Linked DNA regions of Homo sapiens: region 1 is linked to region 2. A link is an interaction called in ENCODE POLR2A ChIA-PET data of the cell type or tissue named here. Cell type or tissue: PC-3. All regions are shown on one strand. Links, peaks and the distances in the headings refer to the core of each region. The heading gives the core; the rest is flanking DNA.

Region 1 (16,412 bases), core at 4,187-9,186, 71 kb before region 2:
AGCAGAAATTCCACTGCAGGAGCTCCCCTGGCCTACTCAAAGCACTTAGGAACATGTGATGAAGCAGTCCTTTTGTTTTTCTCCACAAACCTTTGAGCTAAATATTATTAGTATCCCCATTTTAGAAATGAGAAAACTGAAGTAAAGCTACTTGCCCAAGGTCACACAGGTGGTAGGTAACAGAAGCAGGATCTGAACCCAATTTAGTGAAGCTCCAAAGCCTACATTTAAAAATGAAGTACTGATACACACAGCATGGATGAATGTCATAGACATAATATCAAAAGTGCATTTTGATTGCTTCTTGACCTTTTGGCTAAGAGTAAGTGAAAACTGTATTCTATATGATTCTATTTACATGAAGTTTAAGAACAAGAAAAAATTAATCTATGGTGACACGAGTCAGAATAGTTGCCTCTGGGCAGGGTGTATGGACTGAATGGGGACACAGAAGAACCTCCTGAGGAGTGAGGACAATGTTCTTATATATCTTGGTCTGTATGGTGGTTGTACAGATATATATAGTCAGGGTTATAATTGTAGTTATATATGTATTTGTGTAGTGATTTTTTTAAATCTTCCCTTTAAAATCCTTTTTGTTCCATGTTTTTTCTTTCAAACATGATAGAACAAATTCCATGTTGAGGAAAAACATGTACACACACACACAAGACAAAACAAGACAGAAAGTTCAAATACTGTGGAAAACATACTCTACTCAGTAGAAACACTTGCAACATCAAATACACAAAAGAGAAATTAATTTGTGGCTGCCTGTTAAAGGAAAAAAAATAGATTACTTCCAAAAGCCAGAGAACACAGCATCTCTCTCAGGAAACAAAGTTTCCATGGCTGCAAGACCAGAGTCAAGAGGAGAAGAAAAAAAGTCATGTCAGAAGCAGCAAAGTTTATCTTTCCCTCCTCAAATGTCAGTGCCCACTGATCACTAAATCACTCCCATGGCTTATTAAAGTAAATGTCACAGAAAGTTACGGACACCGCCTTATTCATTAAATGCACTTGAAGAGATTTCTGGGAGAGAATTTTCTTTTAAATCAAATAGGAGGTTTGCACTGCAGTAAGACGGTTATAACCCATACCAGCAAGAAGGTCGTTCATAACACTGAATGGGTGTTTGATGAGATGTTTTTATTCTCAGGCTGCACTAAAAATAGGAAGAATGTAAAGTTTAAACTTTAAGCCAACTTACTTGCAATGCATTCATCTATGTCTAACTGGCCATCATGACCCCTCAAGACTACATGGAAGCCGTGTACTAAGGAAGTCATGGGCACATGTTTCTAGACCATACACTTGGCTCCATGTTAGAGTATATATATTATAAAGAGAAATGCAAAATCGCCGTGCATTTTTTAAACTAACTTCAAAGTAATTTTGTACTTGAAAAATTGAAGCCCCCATACCATCAGGGTATGCATTATCTTTTTTCTACCATCAAGAGCACTTCAATAGAAAAGTTTGAGAAGCACTATCTAGAGATGCACAGGCTAATATGGTATTTAAGTTTAAATTTAAATTAATTAAAACGTCATGGTTTTAGGGCTTACATTCCAGTCTTTAATCCACCTTGAGTTAATTTTTGTATAAGGTGTAAGGAAAGGGTCCAGTTTCAGTTTTCTGCATATGGCTAGCCAGTTTCCCCAACACCATTTATTAAATAGGGAATCCTTTCCCCATTGCTGGTTTTTGTCAGGTTTGTCAAAGATCAGACGGTTGTAGATATGTGGCGTTATTTCTGAGGCCTCTGTTCTGTTCCATTGGCCTATATATCTGTTTTGGTACCAGTAGCATGCTGTTTTGGTTACTGTAGCCTTGTAGTATAGTTTGAAGTCAGGTAAAATAATGCCTCCAGCTTTGTTCTTTCTGCTTAGGACTGTCTTGGCTATACAGGCTCTTTTTTTTGGTTCCATATGAAATTTAAAATAGTTTTTTCTAATTCTGTGAAGAAAGTCAATGGTAGCTTGATGGGGATAGCATTGAATCTATAAATTATTTTGGGCAGTATGGCCATTTGCATGATATTGATTCTTCCTATCCATGAGCATGGAATGTTTTTCCATTTGTTTGTGTCCTCTCTTATTTCCTTGAGCAGTGGTTTGTAGTTCTCCTTGAAGAGGTCCTTCGCATCCCTTGTAAGTTGTATTCCTAGGTATTTTATTCTCTTTGTAGCAATTGCAAATGAGAGTCCAAACCCTAGAAGAAAACCTAGGCAATACCATTCAGGACATAGGCATGGGCAAAGACTTCATGACTAAAACATGGAAAGCAATGGCAACAAAAGCCAAAATTGACAAATGGCATCTAATTAAACTAAAGAGCTTCTGCACAGCAAAAGAAACTATCATCAGACTGAAAAGGCAACCTCCAGAATGGGAGAACATTTTTGCAATCTATCTATCTGACAAAGGGCTAACATCCAGAACCTACAATGGACTTAAACAAATTTACAAGAAAAAAACAACCCCATCAAAAAGTAGGCGAAGGATATGAACAGACACTTCTCAAAAGAAGACATTTATGTGCCCAACAAACATATGAAAAAAAGCTCATCATCACTGGTCATTAGAAAAATGCACATCAAAACCACAATGAGATACCATCTCATGCCAGTTAGAATGGCAATCATTAAAAAGTCAGGAAACAATAGATGCTGGAGAGGATGTGGAGAAATTGGAATGCTTTTACACTGTTGGTAAATTAGTTCAACCATTGTGGAAGACATTGTGGTGATTCCTCAAGGATCTAGAACCAGAAATACCATTTGACCCAGCAACACCATTACTGGTTATATGCCCAAAGGATTATAAATCACTCTACTATAAAGACACATGCACACGTATATTTATTGCAGCACTATTCACAATAGCAAAGACTTGGAACCAACTCAAATGCCCATCAATGATACACTGGATAAAGAAAATGTGGCACATATACACCATGGAATACTATGTAGCCATAAAAAGGATGAATTCATGTCCTTTGCAGAAACATGGATGAAGCTGGAAACCATCTATCTCAGCAAACTAACACAGGAACAGAAAACCAAATACCACATGTTCTCACTCATAAGTGGGAGTTGAACAATGAGAATACATGGATACAGGGAGGGGAACATCACACACCAGGGCCTGTTGGGGAGTGAGGGGCTAGGGGAGGGATAGCATTAGGAGAAATACCTAATGTAGATGATGGGTTGGTGGGTGCAGCAAACCACCATGGCATGTGTATACCTATGTAACAAACCCGCACCTTCGGCACATATATCCCAGAACTTAAAGTATAATTAAAAAAATTCAAATAAAATTAAACTAAAATTAAAGAAAATTTAAAATTCAGTTCCTCAGTTACATTACCCACATTTCAAGTGCTCAATACCCCTAAGTGGCTAGTGGCTACCATATTAGACAGTGCAGATGCAGAACATTTCCAGCATCACAGAAAATCCTATTGGACAGCACTGGTCTAGATATACAAAAATCTAGTTAATCTATGGGAATTCTTTGAGATCCTTCCCTCCTAGCTTGAGAAGAGGGGAAGGTCTAAAATATTAGATAGACTGTTGTAGAAACTCACCTTAAATTTCAAGGTCACATTACTTGAGAGTCTACAAAGTCCTAGGTATTGGGAGGGGAATCAAAGAAACAGGCACAGACCTTGGCTTCAAGAAGCAATAGCCATAAACTACACTAGTAAAAGAGCATAGAACGAGAACTCTATCAACACCACATCTATAATACCATTCTCCACCCAACCCACAGAATCTTGGTGTCAGTTTCAAGGTCAAGCCCATTCATTTATAAAGCACATCGAAAATGGATTATATTAACAACTGGCACAGAATTCATCTTGAGCACGTTAGAGATGGAGGTCTGATTTTGGTTGGGAAAATCCCTTGGTCACTACTTGATGTGAACTTTGAAACTTGGTGCAAAGTGTTCAGGAACAAGATTACTAAAGATCTGGCAAAGTCTTCTTCATGACACAAGGGAGTGGGTGTTTGTTCTCAAGGAGAACTGGAAGAAGCAAGGATGAGAAGGGAAAGAAGAAGCTGGCCAAAGGACATGGTATTAAGGTTAAAAGGAGCAAAGCAGTTAAGTGGAAGTAGGTTCACAATTAGTTCCTCACCTCTGCCTGGCACATGAATACCCACTGACATCTGTGGTGGGCAGGATCTAAAGTGAACGTGGCATATCTTCTTGGACCTTCCATTTTACTCCATAACATGAGGTGAGGTAGCCCCAGGATATTTTAAGAACAGGGATATTCAAAGTTCAATTTGAGGTCATTTGCCATGGTAGATTGTTTGCAAAAAATGACCACAATAATTTGCCTTCCTCTATCCACACCCCTTTGCGAAGGGACTTTACAACCCCTCCTATCACTAGGTGAGTCTATTTCTCCATCCCTTGAAATTAGTCTCACTTTATAATTTGTTTTAGCCAACAAAATGAAGCAAAAATTGTATCATGCCAGTTCCACATGTAGGGCTCAAGAGACCTGTTCCCACTCTCATCTTTAATTCATTTATTATGGAGTAAAATAGACGGTCCTAGAAGATGTGCTTTGCACAAGATCTCCCTGCTTCCATCCACCCCTGCCCTGCCTCAGTATGTTCCCAACACAGTAACATAAGCCACAATGTGTCCCTTCTTTGCTAAAAGCCCCCCAGTGACTCCCCATCTCATTCAGAGTAAAAGGCAAAGGCCTTGCAATCACCCAAAAGATCCTGCATGTCTTGCACTGTTGCCCTCACCTTGGGATTTCTCCGAGCTCTTCTCCCACAGCTCATGCCTTACCCATGCAGCTCTGACCACACCGGGCTCCTTGCTATTCCTCAAATATGACAGGCACACACCCCAGCCTCAGGGCCTTTGCACTTACTATTTCCTTTGCTTGGAACTCTCTTCTTCAGATATCCACATGACTCGTTCCTTCCAGGTTTTCACTCACATATCCACTTCTCCGTGAGGCTTTCCTTGATTGCTTGATTTAATATGGCACCCTCAGCAATCCTTATTCCCCACCTTTATTTTTCTTTTCATTACAGTGTCACCACCTAAGGAGAGTATAACATATTTATCTTATGTTGGTCACCTCCACTAGACTGCAAGTTCTCTGAAAACAGAGATCTGTATGTGTTTTGTTTATTGTTGTATCCTCAACACTTACAACAGTGCCAGGAACATAGGAGTGGTTGAATAAATATTTGTTGAGTGGATAAATGGATGCATGAAACTTGGCTACCATAGCAGACACTGTCAGTGCCCCTGCACATATCCCTCAGACCTTTCAGGTAAGCACCAGGAGATTTCCAACTGCTAGTGCCTGCATCTCTGAGCCTACGGGCTAATTTTCCTGAACCAGGACTGTAGAAGGTCACTCTGCCCATGCACGAGGTGGGCTAGAAATGCCAAGAACTAATGAATGCCTCCAGGAGCAGCCTCCAAGCAATGATTATTGGGAGGTTGGTGTATAAATACTCCAGCTCCCTTGCCCCTTGGGTGGGATAATCCTTCTGTAGGATTCAGCTTGATAATGTCCTTTACTTGTTGCCCTCCTTCCCTGTATCATATTCTCACTACCTACAGGTAGTGTTACCCCCACACACACACCCACACACAAAATAAATTACCTTCACTTGAATCATTATGCCAGGATCTGTGTCTGGGGGAACCAAATCCAAGACAGTAGGGAGACCTGGCTAATTCCTGCATTACATATGGAGCAAACATTTTCTGAATCCCACTATGTGCCCACGTGTTAAGCTCAACACAAGACATCTAATTCCTGCTCTTAGGCTAATGAATGGGGCAAAGATGGATTTATGAAGAATGTTAAATTATAAGTTACATGACTGTCCTCACCATTTACTACTTTCCAGGAGGAAAAGGGGAGGGAGGGATTAAAAAGCCCATTACAGCATCCCTCAATAGCTCTGCCCAAGCCCCAATTACATGTCCTCAGCCCATCTCCAAAATCAAATAAACAAAAGCTGCACTGCTTCTTCTTTAGGCTTCTGATAAAATGTGCTATATTCACAGTGTGGTCTAACCCAGCTAATCCAAGCATCCTGAAGCTACCAAGGCTCTAAAAACTCAGGCTTTCTCTGCCAATCCCTCCCCACTTTTACACCCTTTCTTGGTCTCCAGTCTCACCCACCCCCATCCTCCCTAGAGGCATTCCTCTGGCGGATAAATCAGAGCTCTGAATTCTCTTGTGATGTTGCAACAAGCTGGCAGCGGGCATGACATGTAGCAGGGGAGGGCACAGGAGCCCCTAAATCAGAAATAATGAGATTTCTCTCTCAGAGGCAGCGTGAAATGAGAGGCAAAGAGCAAGGTGGCTGGAGATAGGAAAAGGACGAGGCGAGGGGCAGGAAGGGAAGTGAGGTAGCTGGAAGCAGCTTTAACCCAGTTTGCACTAATGTGCTTTTAGAGGTGTGTGTGAGTTAAAGAATGTGTGCATCCCTCTGTGAGTATGTACATATGTGACATGCACAGCTATTAAATTAAAGATAACTGGCAGGAGAAGCAGGAAAGGCTTATGGGAAAATGTCCCTGCCCAATGATCACAGGCTGTTGGGCATCTTTGATGAATCAGTGTTTGCAAACAGGCAGGGGAGATGCTTGGGAAGAAGCCATACTAAGATGCAAATTTGTCCTAAAGGACAAACTAGAAAACGGGAAACAGAACAACCAGATGGATGGCCAGACAGACACACAGAGAAGAATTGGGGTCAAGCTCTCAGGGCCTGAATGGCTACCAAGCTCTTATTTCCTCTGCAGCAACCGCAGGTCATTATCTGAAAGAACTGGAGGCCGAGGCCTGCTCTCTTTCTTGGCTTATTATCTGAGCGACATTCGTTCTCCGTGTGGCTAGAAGTCAGTGAAATACTAGCCCAAGCTGACAGTCTTGACTTCTTTCTAAATTGATCTGGGCAGCGTGTCTGCTCTGGGACCAGGCTTCCTTCTCATCCTTCTCCACACTTCCGAATAGCTGCTGGGTTGTGGCTACAGCCCAATTCAGAAGTTAGAGGAAAGTAAAATGGCTCTTTGCCTATCTATGCCACTGGGGGATTTATAAGTGGTTGAGTCATATTGATTCATCCTTCTATTCTCTGTCTCTATTTTTCCCTCCCTTCCCCCAATCCCTTATTACTTCTGTGTTGTAGAAATTATGGCTCATTCCAGGGCAGGAAGGAGAGGAATGCAAGAAGACACATACCCTACTCCTCATTCTCAGGCACAGGGAGTTTTTTCAGTTCCCCAGGTCTAGGATGATGCCATTTGAAAGGCTTTGCCTGTCTGGGTCTGGCTGGGGGCTTATGATTAGAACAAGATTGAGATGTCATAGTGGATGCTGTGGGGTGCCTCCAAGACCTCTCATTCTGGATTGAGGTACCCCATCTCCCAACTGCTGGGATTATTGGCTTCTGAGGGCTCACAGCTTTTTCCTGCTCTGGGAATTGCCTTCTGCAGAAAGGAGCTGCCTCACCCAAGCTCCTGCCCCCTACCTAGAGGAAACTTGCATCCAAAGACTGGTCATTTGGAAAATACAAAGGCCAGGCCCCCTTGCCTCAATTTGGGACAACTCCAAAGGACCAGCTTGCTTCCACAGCTGAGGTCTTTGTTGTACTGCATGGTGGTTCAGCTCTTCCCTATGCCCAGCCCTGCTTCCCTCACTCCTTGCAGGTGTTGATTCCACTGGCACTCCCCAGTAGCTTTCCTGTGCACGGGTCTCCATCTCAGAGTCTGTCCTAGGCACCCAACCTAAGACGGATGTGTAAGAAGGAAGCACGTTGTCCTAAAATCACTTACAAACTAAATTCTTCATTGAGCTTAAGACTTAAATAGCACATGACAAAGTTCATTAATACCTAGCTCTCTCAGGATATAAAGACTTATATTAAATAAATCACTAGTGGTTAGGCTCAGGAACAGAAGGGAAGAGCAGGGAAAACTTTCAGTTCATACAAGAGTAAAGGATTCACCATTTTTCTCATTTCCCAGTTCATTTCAATCTTCAGTGGCAAAGCTAGCCTTATCCACCAAATGTGGCACGTAAAACCTTGTTCATACAAAGAAGGGAACAACAGGCACTGAGGCCTACTTGAGGGTGGAAGGTGGGAGGAGGGAGAGGAGCAGAAACAATAACTATTGGGTAGTAGTCTTAATACCTGGGTGATGAAATAATCTGTACCGCAAACCCCTATGACACAAGTCTACCTATATAACAAACCTTCACGTGTACCCCCGAACCTAAAATAAAAGTTAAAAATAAATAAATAAATAAATAAATATAAAGCATTGTTCATGTGAAATATAATGCAAGAATGCAGGCCACATATGTAATAACCACATAAAAAAATTTTTAAAGGAGGTGAAATTAAGTTTAATAATGTGTTTTATTTAATCCATTATGTCTAAAATATTATCATTTCAACATGTGATCAATGTAAAAAAATTACTAACGAGATATTTTACATTCTCTTCTTTTATATTAAGTCTTTGAAATCCCATGTGTTTTTACAGTTAAAGCACAGCTCAATTTGGATGGTAAATTTTCATCAGAATTACTTGATCTATATTTAGATTTCATGAAATGGTTGAAAAAGTAGATTCACATACCAGAATTGTTGCAAAGAACAAAAACTTTTCCAATAACTGAATCAAACACCCATTTTAAAATTTAAACTCATTAAAATTAAATGAAATTCAAGATTCAGCTCCTCAATCGCACTAACTACATTTCAAGTGCTTACAGCTCTGCAGCTAGAGGCTGCCATATTGAACAGCACAACCTTAGTGTCTTTAACAATTGCATATCTGGGTGGATAATAAATTGGTTATTTATTTGAGGAAAAACAATCAGATTACTCTTCTTGTGGGAAGAAGCATCCTCCCTCTCAGTGATCTGGCTGGTTCATATATGTCAAAGAAATAGCTTCCAGTATAAATGGGCCACTGTTCAAGAACACTACACTCACTCATTTCTATATGGGCTCTTTAAAAAGAATTCCATCTACCACCACTTATTCTTTCCCACCACTTACTAAGTTGGGTTCTCATTTTTCTTCTGGTATCTGTCAAGATTTTATTGGCACACGCTTGCTTCCTGACTTGGCTCGACAGTCTTGATATTCTGTGGTAAATAAATCATGTGTGTTTATGTTCAAACTTTTCACTGTCTGCAAATCATTGGAAAATTTGAATCTTCCTTACCCAAATTTGTACTTAATCCATGGTCTCTATTCCTTTGACACCTTTGAAAAAGTAGAATACAACCTTTTCCTTCTGTTACAGTTGCTGTTTGGAACTTGAATTCCCTTTGCTAAAAGAAACACGCCTTTGATATCACACATTGAGAGACTCACCCATGAAAACTGTTCTGCACATGGTGGCTACATCACTCCACCAGGTCAGTGTCCTTTGGGTCCAAAAAATCCAGACTGATTCCCATCCAACTCTAAAAAGCACCCTAACCTGAGTCTATGGTGGTCTGGATGCTGGACCCAAATTCCCCTGGACACAGGATTTGCAGGGAACATTTCCTGTGCTCACAGTTGAACAGCACTTAGAGATAAACACTGACCTTTGAACTCTCAAGGTACGTTGAAAGTTGCTCTGCCTTGCAGAGAATGTCCTTCCCTGCATTTAGAATCAAAGAAGCTTCAAGCCAAAAGGAATATTGGGAATCAGATCTCTCTGTCTCTCTCACATTCTCTCACTGTGGATCTAATGGTGGGAGCCTGAAGAATGGGGTTGGGGTAAAATTTTCATCTTTAACAGGGCACTACAGATATGCTTTTTCATAATCCTAAACAGCCCAGCTATGTCTCTTGTCTCTGTCTCTCTCTGTCTCTGTCTCTCTCTGTCTCTCTCTCTCTCTCTTTCAGTATCTATCTACCTATCTTGCCCTCCCTCATCATTTCTCCTTCCCTTTGACTTTCTCTGATCTACCTTAGGATCAGAGATAATGCCCCCAAGATGCCGAATCCTTGGTGCATTCCCTGATCACATTTCACATACAACTAAGTGCCTTGATCTTAACACAAGTGGGCATGGCATCAGGAGACTTCCTAGGAAAATCAAACCTATCATATTGCAAACCAAAGTCAGAATGAGACACAAGAATCCCCGAACAAATTTACGACCACTTCTCTGCTACTTTATACAGCAGGGTTCATCAGATGACATTTTGCTGTGAAACCATTCAGTGTTCTCTGGACTAAGATTTCACCCCAGAGGTTAAGTGCTTTAACTAGATATGGAGCTCCCATCAATTCCCTCCCTGGCCCTGCAAGCACATATCCCCATCCCTGAAGGTCCATGCACAGAGATTCTCCTTGTTCACATAAGGCTTTATTTTCTACTGTCTTAGAAGCATTCCTTAGCTATGCACCTTCCTACGGTTTGATTCTGACTCCAGTAATTCCCTAATTATAGAGACAGATTTTCTGTCTTGTTATTCTAACACGGATTTCACTTAGATCTGGAAAAAAGAGTCCCAAAATGTGGTTTGAACTTTTTCATTCTAGCATAACCTTCATCTCCCTATGGTTTCAATTACAGCAGTAAAATAATATAAGTAATACTGCAAGCTATAGAAGACATTTGTTATAAAGGAATTAACAAATGATACTATAACAGCAATCATATTCATAGGTTAGAAACCAGTCCATACCAATTGAAATGTTTTAAAATAGCTTAGCTGAAATGATAATTGGATAATTTGTTATTTTTTAAAAATCTAAATGTTGCTCTTTTCCACCCCGGTGGCTCATGCAAAAATGGGAAAGCTTGGCAAAGGAGAGATTTAAACCACAGACCCCCAGACATGGTGGCTCAAAGGTCTAACCTAGTCAGCAAGCCTCATCATAGCTGTGGTTGGCTATGGTCTCTGCACTCAAACAATCTTTAATGTGCAGAGATATAACAGACATATACAAACCAAAGTAAATAAATATAGAGCTGAACAAGAAGAAAGGCATGGAATAAAAGGCTCAACCAAACCAAAAGCTGGTTCTTTGAAACGTTCAATGAAAAGATAAACCTTTGGCAAGAATAATCAAGAAAAAAGAGAGAAAGCAAAACAAATATTAGAAATGTAAGGAGATACAGCACCTACAAGCTTATCCCATTAAACATAAGTTCCAGCTACCCTCCTTGGGTATAAAGTATCTAAATTTTAACACCAGTTTCTTTCATTCACTCATTCATTAAATATTTATTGATGTGCCAGAGATACACAATGATCAACACCCCCCCACTGCCATCCCACCTGAAGCCTACCTTGTCTGTCAATTGCTACGAAACAAAGTAAATATATCACAAGTCAGGAAGCAGACTTGCCTTGAAGAAAAGTAAAGTAGATCAGGCAGTGGAACATGATGGAGATGTCATTTTAGATAGGGAGGTAAGAAAAGGTCTACTTTATTAGATGATTTTGAGCAGAGCCTTGAAGGAACCGAGAAAGCAAGCCATGAGAATATTTGAGAAAAGAGAATTCCAGCCAGAGGAAACAATAAGTGCAAAGGACCTGTGGCATATTTAGGAAGCCAGTGGTAGCTGGAGTGCAGCGAGCAGGTAAAGAGACCTGGGCAGAGAGATTGGCAAAATAAGGGCCAGTAGTACTTACCATGCTTATCTCGCAGGGTTCCAGCAACAATCGTATAACATCGGGCATGTGAAAGGGTAAGCACGAAGGATTACATTCTGCTTTGAAATGAACTTAAGTGGGGGAGTCAGTTTCATGTGGGCCTGTCTCTATATTATGCCTTGGCTTCTTGGGCAATAGCTTTACATACCAGAGAAACAAAAACCCAAAGAGTAAACCACTGTCACCATAATGGCTCATGTAGGCCCTTGACAGTCTGTGAGGGAGATTGTGAAACGGGCAGTGCGTGGGAGTAGAGTACTCTGGTTTGGATAATTAAGGGAGCAGGGGGAAGCCCTGGAGTCATACCACCTGGATTCAGCTCTGCCTCGTTTAGATGGGTGGCCTTAGGAATGTCACTTAGCTGCTTCACCCCCTCAGTTTCCCCAGCTGTAAATAGGGATAAGAACACGCCTCTCTCATAGAGTTGATTTGCAGGGTTGAGTAAAAGAGCACCCATAAAATGCCAGCACCCCCCACGTACATCAATCCACCCCAGTCTGCTGTGTAGGCCTGCTTGCCCCTTTCTCAAGTGAAAACAATAAACCCAAATCATCTCTTTTCAAACTCTTAAAAACAAAAAACAAAAAACAAACAAACAAGCAAAAATGGCTGGGCATGGTGGCCTATAATCCCAGCACTTTGGGAAGCCAAGGCGGGCCAATCACCTGAGGTAAGGAGTTTGAGACCAGCCTAGCCAACATGGCAAAACCCTGTCTCTCTACTAAAAATACAAAAATTGGCCAGGCGTGGTGGTGCATGCCTGTAATCCCAGCTACTTGGCAGGCTGAGGCACGAGAATCACTTGAACCCAAGAGGCGGAGGCTGCAGAGAGTCGAGATCACGCCATGGCACTACTGCACTGCAGCCTGGGTGACACAGTGAGACTCAAACAAACTTATAGAACTCATTCTTGAAACAATATGTTCTTTGTAATTTCACCACTGTCTATGAATCAGATGAAGGGGGCATTGCTCTGGTTGAAGCAGAGCCCCAGAGCCCCACACAAGCTCGCCTCTCCCCTCACTGAAGATGCCTGAACTCCTTAGAGGATATTGAGGCAGAATCAGAAAAACACCAGCCAGATACATGTTCTGTGGGGCCTCCTCCAGTCCTGAAATCCTATAACTACCCTCTCTTAGAGAAGATGGAGGAAAAAAGCAAAACGAGATTTATGAATAGTCCCTCTTGAATGATCCAGAATTTCCTCCCTTGGATATATACCCAACAGAAATACAAACGCATGTTTTCCAAAAGTCACACCCAAGAATGTTCACAGAAGCACTGCTAGTAATAGCCCCAAACTGGAAAATATCCAAATGCCCATAGAGAGCAGACTGGATCAATACATTGTGGTCTATTCACACCATGGAATGGAATATGGATGAATGAACCACTACTATACACCATGACATGGTTGACTCTCACAAACATAATGTGGAACAAAAGAGACCAGGTATAAAAGGGCACATACTGTATGATTCCATTTATATAAAGTTCAAAACAAGAAAATTAATCTATGGGGTTAGAAGTCATAAGAGTGGCTATCCTGGGGGCAGGGCAGGTGGACAGAGACAGGAAGGGCTTCTGGGGTGCTTATAATATTCGTTGGTAAAACTCACCAAGCTATACTGTTAATTTTGGTACAGTTTTCTATGTGTATGTTATGCTTCAATTTAAAAAATGTATTAAGGCCAGGCGAGGTGGTTCACACCTGTAATCCCAGCACTTTGGGAGGCCAAAGCAAGAGGATTGCTTGAGTCCAGAAGTTTGAGGCCAGCTTGGGCAACATACCGGGACCCTGTCTCTACAAAAAATTTTTTTAAATTAGCTGGGCATGGTGACATGTGCCTGTAGTCCCAGCTATTTGGGAGGCTGAGGTGGGAGGAGACTTTGAGCCCAGAAGGTCGAGGCTGCAGTGAGCCATGATCATGTCACTGCACTCCAGCCTGGGTGACAGAGCAAGACCCTGTCTCAGTAAGTAAGTAAGTAAATAAATAAACATTTAAAAAAATGAAAAAGAATTTTTGGTGAGGCTGAGCTGTGATAGTAACTAAGTCTTCCTGTGGTGATCATCGGTTTTGGTGTTCTCAGTAAGAAAAAAAAAAAAAGCTCTCTCCCAATATCTTTAAATGATGAGCTGAGAGTGAATGGAAACAGCAACTTCCACACTGCGAGACACCTTCTTTCAGGCCCCTCATATATGACTGAAGCTGCCAAAGGCTCACATCTCAAGCTCCAAGAGAAAGATTTTAAAGTACTTTACAAACTGTGATCGATGGCAAGGAACTTTTCTTTTTTTATTTTAGATGACATGGTGAGCTCATTCCTCATTTTTTTTTAACACTGGCAAATAGCATGATGGGAAAAACCAGCAGAGGGTATGGAAGGTGAGAAGAGTATAAGAATTACATGTCATGTCTAGAAATCCCATGGCTTTGTTTCCTTTCTCTGTTATGATAGATCAATGAGTCTATTTTTTACATGTTCTTAATATAAGCAGAGACAGCCCATTCCCAAATCCCTGGGGTGGCAGTGGGGGACAGTAAGAGACAAAAATAAAAATGATTATTTATAATCATGTGTTCAAATCCACAAATTTGTTCTTTCTCATGGAGAGGGTCTAAGTATATTTTACATATTTTTAATTAATCAAAATAGCCAATTAATCAAGTCAAAAATATGGCTCTTATCAATTATATAATGTCTTTTAAAAAATGTTTTATCCCAGTTTCACCTACATACCATAGATCTGATCAAATGATCCCTTCAGAATATTCTGGTTAAGAAAAAAATCCTTGTGTGGTTTTGTTGTTTTTGTCTGTTTTGCTTTCTCTGTTAAAATCTAGGCAATCTAATTCTTGGGTTAAGAGCCAATTAAGGAATTAATTAGTGCAATGGTAATTAATTTAATTTTTAAAATGATATTTAGGGGAATCACTTTAAGTGAGAAAATTCAGGTTCTAAAAACATGTTCAATTATAATTGGCAAAATTATAATTTGAAGGAATGGTAAACTAAATTGCTATGAACTAAAAATCTAATTTTAATCACTATGAAATTTAATGTCACCTCTCCATGGCCCTCCATTCTCAAGAAAGAGTCCTAAGGTAGTAGGAACTCAGTATGCCCAACTCCTATAATCATGAAATCTTATTAAGTTCATTTGTTTAGTTTTAAATGAAACCAAGAGATGAGATGCTGTGTTTGTAGCTGAAAGGAAAGAACAACAGTTCTGGGAAACTAGATGAACTCCCCTTAGTAAGTAAAAGTACATTTCTGTCTTTTTTTCTTTTTTTGGAATTTAAAAGAAAGAAAAGACAACTTCAGTAAGACCATCTTCATTAATTAGGAACATTAAGGTAATGTAGAAGAAAAGGTAATTTTAAAAAATGGTAGAGCAGAAATACCACTGGATTAGGAGTCAAGCAGGAGATCCAGGGCTGTTCCCTTCTTCTTACCATGTCTGAGGACCAGGAATCTGAAGCCCTTCCAGGGCCTGCTAAGCTCTTATGCCCTGAGACTAGATGCTGAGTACAGGAGCCAGTAAAAAGAAATCTTTTACTCCTTGTGGGTCCATTGGCCTCTGTACATTAACAGCAGGCTCACGTGGACATCCAGAGCTTATGCATGACTGTTTTCAAATCTGATTTTCTTCAACAGAAGCCCATGAAAGGAACCTGCAAAGAGAGTGTCCAGCTTCTCACATCACGGGATCAAACACATCAAACAAGCTTCTATCACCTCTAAAGGTACAGACAATGGCATAAAAGTTGGATATGTGCATTGCCCAGGACAGGAAGGTCTATGTTTCTGGACTGCATCAAAACCCCCCTCTGAGGTGATAATAACAAAGGAGATGCTAGGGGTCTGGCGTTAGATAACGGATCTCCTGGCAGTGGCTTCTGCCCCAGTGATGCAACCAGATTTGTCAACCCTCCAGCAAAGAACTTTCTGTTCCTCCATCCCATTTTATTGTTGACAAGATTACAATAAGATTATTTTCAGACTCTTCTTTCCACTACGAGGTGCTTGACTAGCCCAACTCTGGCCAACTTCTTCCACTCAAGCCTGCCTAAATAGACCTAGCCTTTCCATTTATTGATCAGCCACTAATTCAACATCATTATTCAAAGCTTAGTTATATACCAATTCTACCTGGGAAGTGGCCTTGCATTATCTAATTCTAACCTGTCTTGAGCACTGAAATCCATTCTAATGTCCTAACATGGAGACATTCCTTTAAACACCTGAGAACAACAAATTGGATTTTTCCAGACTTCCCCCATCTGTTTTCCAACCACTTCCATATGGCATCTCTATCTCCTTCTCTCCAGCCTCACCCTCTTGCCTGCCCCACTGCAGCTCTCTCTTGGTCAATGAGGTAAATATGATGCCCGACAGGGCAGGAGGGCAAAACTTTATTTGGTTTCAGACCAAATGTATAATTACCTCCACAATAACCACATCTGTGATCTGTGCTCTGTTTGCATTTGTAGGAAGGCACATGCATGCAGATGCACATCATTTTGCAGGGCATGCTTACACACCCAGTGTCCCAGCTAATCACCATATGCTAGACATTCAAATTCCGTTATATAACGAAGGTAGGCCATAGAGGAAAGAATAGACTGGCAGAATGCTGCTTCCCCAGGGGCAAGGAGGGTGTCGCTGGGTGAGCACACAGCAAGATTTAAGCTCTTTCAGGCAATGGATGTAAAACAGCTTTGGCATGT
Region 2 (16,412 bases), core at 5,356-10,355:
AGAGACTTCATGATCTGCAATGCTCAAGATATTTACCCTCTGGATCTTTACAGAAAAAAAATTGTGAATCTTTGATTAAGATAATGGATACCTTCTGACTCACACATCAGTCAGCATGCAAACATTGTTCAAGTTTGAGTCAACAAGCACTAGACTTTTTTTCAGATTATTGGAAAGTGATGTTAAATATCAGGACACACTAAGCATTCAGTTAAAAGGAACTTTTGAGACTTAGCATAATTGCTGCCTTTGTTTTCTCTCTCTCTCTCTCTTTCTTCTTAAGACAGGGTCTCACTCCCATTGACCAGGCTGGAGTGCAGTGACGTGATCACAGCTCACTGCAGCCTTGACTTCCTGGGCTCAGGTGATTCTCCCACCCCAGCCTCCTGAGTAGCTGGGACTACAGGTGCATGCCACCACACCCAGCTGATTTTTTCTTATTTTTAGTAGAGACGGGGTTTTGCCATGTTGCCCAGGCTGGTCTTGAACTCCTGGGTTCAACTGATCTGCCGGCCTCGACCTCCCAAAGTGCTGGGATTACAGGCATGAGCCACTGCACCCAGCAACGCTTGTTTTCAATCTCAATTTCTTTGAAAACATTTTTGAGCTATGTTCTTGATATGATGATAGAATACATATATATTATCTTAATATATAATATATATTATAAAAGAATACATTATTTAAGTATATAAATATCATTGAAATGGAGCCACACTAATGTTACTCATCCATAGTTCAAGAGCTTCATATATGCACAAGGCTTTTCTCACTATTTCATATGAAAAGATACACTTAACACCATAATGACATTTACCATCATTCTTTATCACTTCATTCTATGTCACTGCAAACTTCAGGGAGCTATATAAATAATCAGGGGTGGCTGAACATTCATCTAAAAATCTCCTGTTACCAAAAGTATGAAACTACACATAATTCTAATACCATTGTGAAATACATCTTTCCTGGATAAAACAATCACTTACCCCTTACAAAACAGATTATCTTATTTCAAAAAAAATTACTTGCTCATGGAGAAAAAGCTGTGATTAAAAGTGCATTTGGGGTGAATATAAACATAGGGTAGGGAGCCAGGAAAAGGAAAATCTTACAGAATATGGTCATGGGTTATTCTACACTACCTGGATATATTTCAAGGAATATTTCATTTTTTCCTCTATTTCTAAGTTCAATATTTCTAATTTCATTTTTCACACAGAGCCTGTTAATTATCTGTAGGTGATATAAAATTGTCTTCTTTTTTTAAAAAAAATCTAAATGTAAGGCCTTTTGCTGTTTGAGGCTAAGGATTGAGCATAATATGCATCACTACTGTCATCTTCTGTCAAACCCACGCCCTGAAGGTGACACAGACTGTGATGAAATATAGTACGGTAGCAAGGATTGGGTTATACTGTATGTAGATGCAGGCTGTCACATTCATGATCTGGATCAAGGATACATGACCTCATTCCATGGCTAGTCAACCTAGAGCAAGTGTAATTTATTGGCGCCAGGAGGCCTCATTATGATCTGGCATTCAACACAGCCCATTCCTCTTACTGAAGTACACATCTTAACTCCCTCACAAAGAAAAATTATAGCTACGTAAGAAATCCATATTACTAGGCTTCATTTTATTGACAAGATTTCTAAGGTAGCAGAAAGAAAATAAATTTGCCAACCCATTTTGGAACATATGTGGCATATTAAAATGATTATGAAAAATGAATAAGAGATGATCATTCACTTGAAACCACGTTGAAAACATTGGGATAACCCTTTTATGATACTTAGCCAAAATCACCACCTCTTGGGAAAAGATTAACCTGCCATTGCTTAATTTAGGACTCCAAAATATCCTTAATGTCTTGAAAGCCACTTGTAACTATAATTTCTCTTTATAGTTGGACGTATCTCCACCCACACCACACTGCTTTCTAAGTTTCACACAAAGACAATATGGTGTGCTGGCTCCTTCCAAATGATTCATAATGAGCTCTTTTAAAGAAATTTGGAAGATATAGCCCAAGAAGCAGAAGTTTCCTTTGACTAAATAATAGGATTTTTGCCTTTTTTGATGCAAAGGCAAAATTTTGGAGCAAGGAAGAGGTGTGATATAGCATATAAAATTGGAGGCATATAAGATACTAACATCTGCTCATGGGCTTATGTGAGAGTTTTCCAGGAACGTTCTATTATAAGTAATTTAAACAAAGGCAGCCATTTCAAAACCAATGGAAATGAAGGCCTGCATTTTGGGAACGCCAGGAAAGGGAAAGGAAAGGTGTCAGGAGGGACACGGATTTCTTTACTCACTGGTGTTCTAAGGTCTGGAAAAAAAAAAAAAAAAAAAAAGCAGAGAGTTGCCGTCAGAAAGGTCAATCTGGTTTCCTTTCCATGCTGTTGCTAAAAGCCTGTACGACCTTTATCTGGGCAGATAATGAACTAGTTATTATCCCAACGCAAGGTCCTGACTCTTTCTACACTCCCCATCATCAACTCGCCATGCTTAATTCAATCTGTGTTTATGCAACTCAAAGTAATCCCACCAGATTCAGCCAGCCCCTTTCCAGACAGCGATACTGTTGCTAACATGAGGGTGGTATCATTTTCAGAAGGATGAGGAGAAAGCTTTATCATGACAAGGAGACCACCCTCAGACACAGCCATTTTTTTAGTGTTCTGGCATGTTTGGGGGTTTTCATTTCTCAGTGGATCTGAGATAAGCCACCCGGAGAGCCTTTAATTGTTTCTTTGAGGCTATTGTTATTTATACTCTATGGACACTTGAAAGGCAACTCTCAGGATCTCAGTAAAAAAGGGTTTCATTCTCTGAATCTCACTCTAGGCACAGAAATACTGGCTAGGCAAGAAATCCTGGATGTTAGAGCTGTTTTGGAAGCAGCATTTTTCTAAAAAAGCATTAAGTACATAAAATTTCTCATTTGTGCCACAAGTTTTGCTCAAGTCCTACCCTGTTTACCTAGGCCTCATTATTACCCCATTATAGTATTAATCAGTGCCATTTGCCAAAGGAAAGCTTTAGCTCTCCTCCTTCTTAGTAAGATTGTTTCACCTACTTCTTTGAGGTTGGATGTGGCCATGTGACTTGCTTTAGCCAATGAAGGATGAGCAAAAGTGGTATGTGGCACTTCTAGGTGAAAACTTTGGAGCCAGTATACAATTTACTATATTCTCCTTTGTGACACGTGTCAGAATGAAGCCTCCATCAGTCCAGATCCAAGAACAATTACAACTAACAGAGCACCCCTGGTGACACCCCTTAGACATGTAGCGTAGGGGAGAAAGAAACATTTGTTATATGAGCCATTGAGATTTGGGAGATGTTTATTGTCATGGCATAACCCAGCTTATCCTGACCTTCCAGTTTCACCTTTTTACAACTGCTGCTCTGGCTCCAAAACAAGAGCACCTGTCTGTAATTGACAAGCTTAGGAGAATCCCCATGGAATAGTAATTTAAAAAAAAAAAAAAAACATAATGGAAGGAAAAGACAAGGGCACAGTAAACCTATGTTCAATTGACCATAGATTTTCATTAAGTGCTCCTGCCTGACTCATTTAAGATGCTTCACACACAGTACTATGCTTTTTAACATGAATAGTCTAGTACCATGTTTAATTATCATCACCTTTGTCTTGTTCGGGAAACAGCAGATGTTACAGTGGGCAACAAGTACCTTGTGTTATGAACTGATTGTTTGTACCCAAATTTCATATGCTGAAGCCCTAACCCCCAGTGGGGCTGTATTTGGAGACGGGGGCTCTAAGGAAGTGATTAAGGTTAAACAAGTTCATGAGGGTGGAGCTCTGATCCAGGTGAATTAGCATCTTTATCAGAAGAGACACCAGGGAGCCTGTATGCTCCCTTGCTCTCTCTCTCTCTCTCTCTCTCTCCTCTCTCCGTCGGTTTCTCCCTCTCTCTGTCTAACATGTGAGGATACAGCAAGAACGCAGTTATCTACAAGACAAGAAAAGGGCCCTCACCAGAAACTGAATTGGCAGTCACCTTGATCTTGGACTTCTCAGCCTCCAGAACCATGAGGAATTAATTTCTGTTGTTTAAATAGTCTAATCTATGGTACTTTCTATGGCAGCCCTAGTAGACTAATACATACTGGGACTAGTCAAATGGGCATCCGATGACATGAGTTGGTAATTACTTGGAAAAAAAATTCTCTCAGGGCTGAGGCACTAGAATAAAAGAAAAGAGCTTATCCTAAGGGAGAAGGGAGAACAAGTTGGAAGGAGGGATTTGAACAATCCTTGACAGACGGATGTTGTTTTGTGGGAGCTCAACAAATACTCCTTATGTACTGGGCACTGGGGATGGGGCTGGGGACACAAAGACAAAGGACACATGGGCCCTGACTCCAAAGAACTCATAATCTAGTGGAAAACACATAGAATAAACACATTGCTTCAATACCACAAACATCTACTGAGCACCCACCATGTGCTATTAAACATCACGCTGGGAGTTGAATCAAGCAATACATTAATATTGATCATCTGATCATTCTTTATAGAGGTGCATATACTGTTCAGGCAGGTACAGTGGCTCATGCCTGTAACCCCAGAACTTTGGGAGGCCGAGGTGGGAGAGTCGCTTGAGCCCAGGAGTTCAAGTCCAGCCTGGGCAACATGGCAAAACCCCATCTCTACAAAAAATACAAAAATTAGCCAGGTATGGTGGCACATGCCTGTATTCCCAGCTACTAGAGAGGCTGAGGTAGGAGGACTGAGTCCAGGAGGTGGAGGTTGCAGTGAGAGGAGATCACATCACTGTACTCCAGCCTGGGTGACAGTGAGACCCTGTCTCCAACAACAACAACAACAACAAAAATACATATACTGTTACGTTATGAGCAGAATCAATAAATAACGGGGTGGGTAGGGGCATGGGGAAACAAATGCTCCCTGGCCTCTTCACCACATGACAGCACTATTTTCTATTTTCTTCAGAATGTTGCCCCATCTTCTTGGGTCACTCTCAGTCTGGCTGACTTACCCTGGGAGACCTCAAGAGAGAGTCTGACCAAGATAGAGTCTTAGAAACAGTCAGTGCTCACTAAAAATGAACCAGTAACAACCAATCTTCAGCTCCACCATGTAAATTGCTTGGTTCAAATAAAAGGTTATATGGTCACATGTCTTAATATGCAATTCAAAGTAAGTGATCACTACACAGTATCTGAATGAAGCACACCATTCAGCTATCATGACTAGTAACAGAAGCAAATGTGAATTCTTACCTGAACACTGGCAAAATAATCTTCCCCCAAAAAAAATCAACACTCCTCAGAAAGAGCTTGCTTTTCAGAGCCTTTCCTAAAATCTTATGATTCAAGCCTTACATCCTCATGTCAGCCTCATTCAAGAGACCTAAAGCCAGATCATAAAAGACCCATAAGTTCACTGTTGGAGAAAAATTGGGTTATAATCCCTAAAAGAGGTGGTACAGATGCCATCCAAACTGTCTAGGCTTTTTATTACTATTAGGAAAATCAAGCAATTGGAGAAGGGCTTCAAAATATGGTTTATAGGGATGAGAAGGGAGGGTGAAAAAGGAAAACAAAATATAGTATTAAAAAAACAACACTCTGACACCAGAAGAGGAAACACCACAATCTCCCTGTAACTCTGGATTTACTACATTAATCTTTTAATACAGAAAGGATTTGCTGAGACAGATACCAACATAGATATTATTAGATGTCGGTCATGCTCTGCTTCTGCAAAAACAATGCATGGGAGATGATGCCAGCAGATGTAGGTTTCTCAGGTATACCTGAGCCGTTGGGAGGAAGGAAGGATGGAAGGTTTGGGAATTGACATGGCCCAGTCCTTCTTCCACAGGGAAACTTTCTTTCTGCTGTTAGGATTTTGATGCTAAAAATTTGGTGTTAGGTTCTGTGAGGTAAGCAACTCATCCTCACCCTCTTTGCCCCTGGCTGCATCCTCCCACATCACAGTCAACCTTTAGCTTCTCCCTCTTCCTCTGCAATGGCAAAATACAGAAACTAGACTATAATAGACTGGGGAAACTATAGCCTTCATCTTTAATTAGGTAGGATGGCAAGGTAACGTCAGCTTTCTGTCTGAGTAAGGTTGGGAGACAGCGTTAATGATTCCTGAGAGTGCAACAGTAGTGTGTCCTAGCAAGCGCACACACAGACATTTATTAAAACATCCTAGCTCCGTGGTGTTTTGTTTTGTTTTGTTTTGTTTTAATGAAAAAGAGTCCCATGGCACAACTCCACCTAGACACTGCTGTAACTAGCTGAGATGTGTGGTGCTGCAACCTGGGAAACATTTTAGCTGTCTTGGTTTTCTCCACCAACAATCGAAGGGGACACTGGAAGGCATGGATCCACAGCTCACAGAGATGTAAACATAGGGGAGGATTTTGTGGTAGCTTCTTGCAGACCCGCTTGTTTAGACAGGAAAATAAATGGCCAGTGTTGAGGGATAAGGTCAGTCATGAGACATATTTTCCAGTCTCCCTGACTGCAAACTAAGAGGACATCTTCTAGAAACTACTTTACCAATGTGGACAAGGGGGTTTGGGGTGGAAATGGCAGGAGAGGAAAAGCAGCCACGTGGTCTTGGGAAAGTCGTCTGAGCTACTTTGAGCCTCGGTTTTATCATCTGTAAGACTGACATAATAACTCTTGGCTTTCTTACCTCACCATGTTGTTACAAGGATGAAATGAGATAAGGTGTGGGAAAGTGCTTTAGAAAATTCTGAAGAGCCACCCACGATAAGAAGTTATTATATCCCAGCTCATCCAGAAGTTGTCTTTGGAGGCAAATTTTCAAACTAAATTGTTGGTCCATGCTAGCTCTCACAACGTGGTTCTCTTGCTTCTGCCTACCCACCTGGGGAATGAGTTCTCTTCCACCCATAGGGAACTGGATTGTGGGTGAAGCCTGAGTGGATGTTTCAGTTGAGGAAGCATGGCCTCAGGGATGCTCTAACTGTGAAACAGAGAGTGGACACGTCACGTGTGCTATTACACACCTGTTCTCTCTCAGGCAGGGGAGGGACAGGCAGCTGGGTGCATGCACCAGCATGTCACACACTGCTTCCATCAACCTACGAGGCACGTGTGGAAAAAGCTGACACTGTCACAGTCTACAAAATCCAGGAAGCAGTCCTCACTCCTCTTCTCTGTTACCTCCTCCTTTGTCCTCTCCAAAAAATGAAAATTCAAGATTAATTTTTAAAAATCTCTTTCCCTGTTGGATTTGAAGGAAAGCACCTCACTGGGAGCTGGACTCTTAGGCAGCACTACTCTTCTCTCTATCATTATCCGTAACCCTTCCAAGGTGCCCAGAGCCCTGAAATCCACTGTGATTAGTCATCACATGTCCCTCCTGATGATTAAACTGAATCACCTAAGAATCAAGATGAAACCTAGAATCCAAAGTTCACTCATTCAACAAATATTCACTCAGCTCCTACCACATTCCAGGCAGGCACTAACTGGTGGCATGCAGAGACCCACTACTTGCTCACCAAGCCTGCTCATGGCTAGATGACATTTTCCAGCAGCTCCTGCAGGTATATGCAGTCATATGGCTGAGTTCCAGCCAATGGAATATGAGTGGGGGTTTAGTACCCAACTTCCAGGCAGAGCCCATTAAAAACCTTCCTATACAATTCTCCATTCCCTCTTCTTCCATCTGTCTGTCAGATGCAGGCTTGGAAAGAGAGGACAGCCCTAGGAGATAAGAAAACTACAAAATGAAAGGGGCCTAATTGCCGAATAACAGTGTAGAAGGTTATCTACTGAACACCCACATTGAATTCCATGTGGGTAAGACATAAAACTTCTGTTGTCTTCAGATACTGAGACTTTTGGGGTTCTTTATTACAGAAATTAGCCTATTCTGACTATAGAATTGGGAGTACAAAGTGGACTAAGTCATGGTCCCTGATCCTATGAAGTTTCCAGTTTAGTGGAAGAGCACAAAAATGAGCAGGTAATTGCAATAGAGTGAGATAATTGCCACGGAGAGAGAGAGAGAGAGAGAGAGAGAGACAGAGTGTTACGGGCAACTAACTCAATGGGGAGGGTTAGTCAGGAAAGCTACCAGGAAAAAAGTGGTATCAAAGTTGGGACCAGAGGGAGCTGTATGAGGTGCTAGAGAGCTTGGCGTATAAGAAGGAAACAGAAGAATCTTAGAACTGGGGCCATGGCAATGAATCTAGGGAGGCAGAAGGAGAGATTAGGCTGGAGAGAGGCTGGGACCAGGCTCATATGGTCTTGAAAACCAGTTCATTTAGATATTATTATAAGAAGCCATGGAAGAATGTGAACTAGGAATTGTACCTTGCAAGATTTCACTCTGCAGGAGTGTAGAGAATGGATTAGGGGAGAATAAGGCAAGGCAAACATACTCACCAGTTGAAAATCTCTTCCAGAAACCAATATAGTGCTTCAGACTCTTAGACATTGACACCAACCCGGATCCCACCCTCCTTACTGCACACTTTGGTCATTGTTATTTAGACCTTTGGCCACCTTTTCTGAGGGCCCACTCTTAACAGAATCACTTCTCTCTGGCCCTGGTGCTCCCTCCCTTTCTAATTTATATCCCTCTTCCTGCCAGCCTGGCCTAACTCCCAGCATCCTTTTCAGTAAGCCCAGAGGGAATTACGACACAAAGCAAGAGGCTATACTATTCCGTCTTATACTCCTTATAAACAATGCCCATTAAACATCCAGCATTACACCAAGAGACAAGTGCCTCTGAAAACAAGGACAGGACAGCGAGGTGATTTTTACTACAGCATTAGCAGCCACACACAAGCAAACAGTCTGTCAGAAAGACAAGTGGCAGCTGTCTAGAAGGGCAGGCACAACCACTATAGAAATATAACTAAAATAGCTGCACCTGTCCGGGTAGCACTAGAAACTTATGAAAAGGTAAGTGGGGAGGGGGCTTCAATCTGAGGGATCCACCAGGCAATCTGGTTCCCAAGGAGAACTCAGGCCCCTCAGCCACAAAGGAGCAGATGTGGCCAGGAGTGAAGGACACTAAGAGAGAGGGAGCCAGGAAAAAAAAGATCAAGAAGGGCCTGGGGCAGATTTCTATTTAAAGCACAACCTTAAAAGGGGACAGAGTCTTATTTTTATTCAACCCTTGTCCAAGTGCAAAGAAATAGCAGTTTATTTCCCACATTCATCTCCTGCTCCCCTTTGAATGACAGTGTGGACAGCATGGCTACATTTCTCATTCTGTGGGTGAGATGCCAAAGTGTTCAAGGTTGCTCTAGTGTTTATTCCATCACCAGATATTACTGGTGGAGACTGGGCTACATTTACCAGCAGGAATGTGCCCCATAGTAGTACTTTCAACCTATGAATGTTCCACCAAGAACAGTGGGAGAAAATGATCCAGCCCTGCTCTCAGCCACGAAAACATGCCACCTCAAGCTGGGCTTGGAGCCTGCAATCGTTCTTTGTCCTTGGTCAGCCCTTGTAGCAGAAGCTGGCTAGCTGTTCAGCAAACCTGTTTATCTTTTCCTCCTGGACACATAAGTAGACTGTATGTGCCAATCTCTCCTGCAGTTAGGTGTGGCCATGTGACTGAGTTCTGGCCAAAAGAATGTGAGTGGAAGTAAAGAAAGTTACCTCCAGGCCTGTTCCATAAAACCCTCCCAGGTTCAATCCTCCATTCTCTTTCCCCATCCAGCATATGGGTGGGGAGGCCCAGGACCTAAAGATCCAAAAGACCAAGGACCAAAAAGATAGCAGAGACAAAAGATGGAAAGAACCTGGGTCCCTGAGTCACTATTTGGAGGAGAGCCATTGAGGATGGTCACCTGACCAAGATCAGACAACTGTATGAGAGAAATAAAGTTTTCTTGTGTTCAGCCACTGAAAGTTGGAGTCTGTTTATTACAGTAGCTAGCCTAATATGACTAAAACAGCTCCCTCTCTTATTCTTTTGAATGGGAATTTCAAATCTTCAACATTTTCCTCAAGCCCCCTAATACCCTCTACTCTTGGTAAAGGACATCATCTTATTTTTTAACAGCTTTATTGAGATGAAATTCACTCTTTAAAATGTGTAATTTGATGGTTTTTGGTATATTCACGGAGTTGCACAACCATTATCACTATCTAATTTTAGAATATTTTCATCACCCCTAAAAGAAACTCCATACTCATTAGCAGTCACTTCCCATTCCCTTCTTCCCAGCCCTAGACAACCACTAATCTACTCTCTGTCTATAAATTTATCTGTTCTGGATATTTCATATCATTAAGATCATGCAAATGTGTTCTTTCACTTAGCATGTTTTCAAAGGTCATCCATGTTGTAGCATGTATCAATAATCTTTATTGCCTTTAGTCACCTTTTTATTGACAATGTTTTATTGCATGGATATCCCACATTTTCTTTATCCATTCATTGGTTGATGGACATCTGTACTATTTCAACATTTTGCCTACTATGAATAGTGCTGCTATGATCAGCAATGTACATGTTTTTGTGTGAGAATATGTTTTCAGATCTCTTGTATATATATTTAGGAGTGAATTTGTTGAGTCATATGGTAACTCTACATTTAACATCTTGAGGAACTGCCAAACTGTTCCCCAGCAATGTATAACGGTTCCAATTTCTTCAGATTCTCACCAACACTTACTATTGTCTGCCTTTTTTATTTTATCCTTCCCAATGGGTATGATGATGTGGTATCTCGTTGTGGTTTTGATTTGCATTGCCTTGGTGACTAGTGATGTTGAGCATCTTTTCATGTGCTTATGGCCATTTTTATGTCTTCTTTGGAGTAATATCTATTCAAATCTTTTGCCCACTTAAAAAATTAGGTTGTCTTTTTATTGTTGAGTTATATACTTTCTTTATGTATTCTGGATACAAGCCTGTTATGGGTTGAATTGTGCACCTTGAAATGATATGTTAAAGTCCAATCCCCAGTACTTGTGAATATGACCTCACTTGGTAATAGGGTCTTTGCAGATGTAATCAATTTAAGATAAGGACACACTGGATTAGGGTGAGCCCTAGCTCCAATGACTGTTATCCTTATAATAAGGCCATGTAAAGACACACTGAGAAGACAGCACCATGCAAAGATGGAGACAGAATGTAATCATATGTCTGAAAGCCAAGGAACACCAAGAATTTCTGGCAACCACCAGAAGACAAGAGACAGGCAAGGAAGGATTCTTTCATAAAACCTTCAGAGAGAGCATGGCCTTGTTAACACCATGATTTTGGACTTCCAGCCTCCTGAAATGAGAAAATTAACTTCTGTTGTCTTATGCCACCCCAGTTTGTGGTAAGTAGTCACAGCAGCCCTAGGAAACTAATACAAAGTGCCTTTTCAGGTAAATGACCTGCAAATACTTTCTCCCATTTTGTGGGTTGACTTTTCACTTTGTTTATGGCATCCTTTGAAGGACAAAGTTCTTTATTTCTATGAAGTCCTATTTATTTTTTCTTTTGTCACTTGTACTGTAAGATTCATATCTAAGAATTAATTGCCCTATCCAAGGTCATAAAGACTTACTTTGCTTATAAGAGCTTTATAGTTTTAACTCTTAAGTTTAAAGCTATGACTGCTTTTGAGTTAAATGTTGTGATGATATAAGGAGGGGGCCCAACCTCATTCTTTTGCATGTGGATATTCAGCTGTCCCAGCACCATTTGTTGAAAAGACTATTGTTTCCCCCCATTGAATTGTCTTGGCACCCTTATCGATAATCAACTGATCATAAATGTAAAAACTTATTTCTGGAGTTTTGACTCTGTTCCATTGATCTATATCTGCATCCTTACACCAGCTCCACACTGTCTTGATTACTGTAGTTTTGTAATAAGTTTCAAAACTGGGAAGTGTGAGTTCTCCCACTTTGTCCTTCTTTTTCAAGACTGTTTTTTGGCTATTTTGGGTTCCTTCCCTTTCCACATTAATTTTAGGATCACTTTGTCAATTACTGCAAAAAAGTCAGCTGGGATTTTGATATGGATTGCATTGAATCTGTATATTGATTTAGGGAGTATAGCCATCTCGCAAACGTTGAATCTTCTGATCCGCGAACGCAAGATGTCTTTCTATTTATTTAATCTTCTTTATGTTCCTTCAATGAACTTTGATGTTTTTCAGTGCATGAGTCTTGCACTTTTTTTGTTAAATTAATTCCTAAATATCTTATTATTTTTGATGCTATTGTAAATAGAATTGTTTTCTTCTCATTCTCTCTCTTTTTTTTTTTCTTTTTGACATGGAGTCTTGCTCTGTCACCCAAGCTACAGTGCAGTGGCACAATCTGGGCTCACTGCAACCTCTGCTTCCCGGGTTCAAGTGATTCTCCTGCCTCAGCTTCCCAAGTAGCTGGGATTACAGGCGTCTGCCACTGCACCCAGCTAATTTTTGTATTTTTAGTAGAGACGAGGTTTCATCATCTTGGCCAGGCTGGTCTCGAAATCCTGACCTCGTAATCCACCCACTTCAGCCTCCCAGAGTGCTGGGATTACAGGCATGAGCCACCACACCTGGCCTTAGAATTGTTTTCTTAATTTCTTTTTCTGATTGTTCATTGCTAGTGTATAGAATACAGTTGAATTTTGTGTATTGATCTTGTATCCTAAAAGCTTCCTAAACTCATTTATTAGTTCTAATAATTTTTGTGGATTCCTTAGAATTTTCTACATACAAGATTATGTCATCTGTGAGTAAAGATGCTTTTACTTCTGCTTTTCCAATTGGATGCCTTTATTTCTTTTTCTTCCAATTGCTCTGGCTAGAATCTGCAGCATAATATTAAATATAATTGGCAAGAATGGACAGCCTGTCTTGTTTCCAATCTTAGGGGGAAAGCATTCAATCTTTCACTGTTAAGTATGATGTCAGCTGTAAGTCTTTCATAGATGTACTTCATCAGATTGAGGAAATTCCCTTCTACTCCTAGTTTGTTAAGTGTTTTTGTCATGAAAAGATCTGAATTTTGTCAAATGCCATTCCTACATCCATTTGGGTGATCATACAACCACACCTTCTTATTACAAAGAAAACAATGACCACTGAAAAAATTCAATTTCCAGCCATCTTCCCCATCTTATTTCACTGTAACAATCCGTATCTTTCTTCCTTCCCTGCCAGACTGTGAGTTACCTGAAGTTAGGGGTCTATCTTAGACTTATTTGTATCTTCAATATCTAGAGAGGTGCATGATACGTAAGAGTCACTCAACAATAAATGTTTGTGGAAATGATGAGGATAAATTTATCCCTCAGAGACACCTAACAGAATCAAGAGCTGAAGGTTCCTTTCCATAGGAAGAGTTGTTGATGGAAAGACTGTGACTGGGAGTAAAGCAGGAATGTTCTTAGGGTACAGTGTCCCTTACCACAAGCAGTAACTATCACCTGTCTCAAATATAAACAATTTGAAAACTCAAGTAGGGGTCGGGCATGGTGGCTCACGCCTGTAATTCCAGCACTTTGGGAGGCCACGGCGGGTGGATCACTTGAGGTCAGGAGTTCTAGACTAGCCTGGCCAACATGGTGAAACCCTGTCTCTACTAAAAATACAAAAATTAGCCAGCCGTGGTGGTGTGCACCTGTAATCCCAGCTACTCAGGAGGCTGAGGCAGGAGAATCACTTGAACCCGGGAGGTGGAGGTCGCAGTAAGCTGAGATAGTACCACTGCACTCCGGCCTGGGCAACAGAGCAAGACCTTGTCTGAAAAAAAAAAGAAAAGAAAAAAGAGAAAACTCAAGTAGGCAGGAATCCCCATGGTCTATAGAAAGAGCCATGCTTTCAGATCCTTGTAAAAATGGCTTTGGAATTAGATAGCGTTTCAAACATGTATTTTTCCAATGTCCAAATTAAGAAGAAAAGATATAGCAATAACTTAGTATTCTTGTGGTAGATAGCAAAAAAGGCAACAATTCTCCTCTCCTTGTGTCCAAAAACCTTGAAATTCTCCAGTCAAGAAGTAGAGTCTATTTCTTCACTCCCTAAGTGTTAACTGGTCTCGTGATTTGCTTTGACCAGCCCTAAGCCTGGGCCTCAAGAGGCTGTGCATGCTTCCCTGCTCTGTTGAAATTCTGCTAAAGAAGAGAGACTATCAACTCAGTAACCCAATTACTCTGGCCAACACCCAGCCAACCCTGAGAGGTAAGACCACTTTAGACCAGTCAGTTCTCAGGTGACTTGCCAGCCAACCAGTAACTCATCACAGACAAGAACAAGCCCAGCTGAAACTAGAAGAGCTACCCAGCTGAGTCCAGCCCAAATTGCCAACTCATAGAATTATGGGCTAAGTAAACAGTGGTTGTTTAAAGCCACTGATTTTTAGGGTTATTTGTTACACAGCAAAAGCTAACTGATACAGAGGCAATGTCCACATGAAGTTAGAAGACCAAGTCTTATTCCTGGATTGTTCACATGCTGATTTTACAACTTTGAGCCAATCACTTTACATTTTTGAGTCTCGATCTTTAAACAAGAGAAACAAGGAAAGATGGGGGACTGGTCAAGTGCTTTGCAATTATTATTAAACAGCCAACCCTTTTCCTCAAATGATAGGTTACAAGCAACCTCAATATATGAAATAGATGAAAAGGAATCTGTTCTGGTTCTGGAGAAAGCTCCAGAACTTCTGTTCAGCTTTCCTCTCATTCCTCTCTCCTACTCCCACCTTCACACCCTGGAATGGCACCTCAGGGATCTTGAGATAAAGTCTGGAAAACATTATCTTCTTCAGTTTCTCTAAGGCCTCTCTCAGGTTAACATTCCATGATTGTAGGCCTGAAGAGGAGAAGTAGTTTCACATGAATCAAGACAGGTTGGTCCCTTTTGTATCACTGCCCACTCTTTGTGGCAATTATTTGTTTACTTGCCTATCTGCTTCACCAGACAGTGAACAACTCAACTACACAGACAGCTTCTTCCTTATGGAGTCCCTTCTCCCACCCCAGTGATTACCACATCCCTCAACACACAGCATCTAGCCAAGAAATACCATGTAAATGGATACCTGGAAAAATGGGTGGATGGATGGATAGATAGATGGATGGATGAATGGATGAGCAAACAACCACATGAATGGATAGTTATTGCATAATCAATGAATAAATCAATGAGCACATGAATAACTTTGATATGTTATTCACAATGTTTCAAAGGTAGGATGAACTTAGCCTTCTCCATGAGCAGAAGGCCAGGGCTCCAAATTACATTTTTAGCAACGCCAAGTTACTCTCAGCATAAAGTCTGAAAGAAAAGTAACTAAATTACTACATCGTGAAAAGCAACCCCGGTTATCTCCTATCATTAATTCCTTTCAAAGGCAGGAAGCATCTCTCTCCATACTCTTTCCCTGAAAATGCCAGCCAGCCTCTCCCCAACCACAACCCAGCAGATCACCCTCCCTCATGGGCAGTTAGCTCATGGTGCCCAAAGAACAAGAAAATAAAACATAATATTACACCTTCAAACTCAGAAGATCACCAAGCACCAATACACATCACTTTACCCCAGTGATGTTGCATCATTTCTGTGGAATTTGTTATTCATCAAGGTTTTCCCAGAGAAGACCCAGGGAAAGCTCACTTAACATGCCACCCGGTTGGTTGTGTGGCCATGCCGGGAGGGGCTCCTGGGGTTGTTCTGCAGATTTCCAGCTCTGTGCTGAAAGCAGGAAGCCCATAGGGAAGTGTACTGGCTCTAGCCAGAGATTCTTCCCATCCTCCTTTAAAGCTTTTGCTTCCTGATCTAAGTTTTTAATGACTACCTTCCATTTAAACTTATCTTTAGCTTTAAAAGAGGCTAACTTCAACAGTACTGTAAGCCAAGATAATCTGGCCAGAAAGAAGTCTGGTGAATTTAGTAGCTTTTTTTTTAAGGTGGGGAATGAGTATGAAAAAAAATGCAATCTGGATCAGAAATAGAAATAAATCCCATAGACATGATGCAACATTGCTGGGGTAAAGCAATATGTATGGATGCCTGATGATCTTTTGAGTTTGAATATGTAAAGTCATGTTGTATTTTCTTATTGTTCTATTATTTAAACTATGTGTCTCAGTGGATATATTTTTCCTGCCATAATGTTCTTTAAAGTTCCCAGAACATTCTGAGTGCCCAATAACTGTAGAGCAGAGTAGGCATCTTACTTTATACAATCAGTATCTTCCTAAAAAGCTGTGGGCATCACTTTGTTTATAAATGGAATTATTATACCATTTTTCAAATTTTCATTAGTTTTTGGATCATATAAGTAACACAGAGAAGTCACAGTAATCTTGTCTCCTCACAAAACAGAGTTATTTACCACCTGCTAGACATAACTACTGTTAACATTTGAGAGCAGTTTTTCAAACTGTGGTTTGTGG

The links. Peaks named below come from ENCODE experiments on the same cell type or tissue, not always from the same donor. Only the 100,000 strongest peaks of a DNase experiment are listed, where the experiment ranks them.
Region 1: POLR2A ChIA-PET joins it to region 2 with 5 read pairs; 1 of 35 experiments calls an interaction of 5 or more read pairs at or near these places.

The regions. Positions count from the first base shown.
Region 1 is chrX:17,465,811-17,482,222 of GRCh38, reverse strand. The region is part of intron 1 of NHS (NHS actin remodeling regulator); the gene reads right to left. Among named protein-coding and RNA genes, the nearest start is that of MIR4768, 48 kb to the right of the region's middle. In PC-3, for the core only: no CTCF peak of the experiment used is centred there; a DNase peak (open chromatin) is centred at 7,162; H3K27ac peaks cover 1,679 bases.
Region 2 is chrX:17,396,466-17,412,877 of GRCh38, reverse strand. All of the region lies in intron 1 of NHS (NHS actin remodeling regulator), which reads right to left. Among named protein-coding and RNA genes, the nearest start is that of MIR4768, 21 kb to the left of the region's middle. RefSeq lists an enhancer at 2,709-3,250. In PC-3, for the core only: no CTCF peak of the experiment used is centred there; a DNase peak (open chromatin) is centred at 7,417; H3K27ac peaks cover 2,503 bases.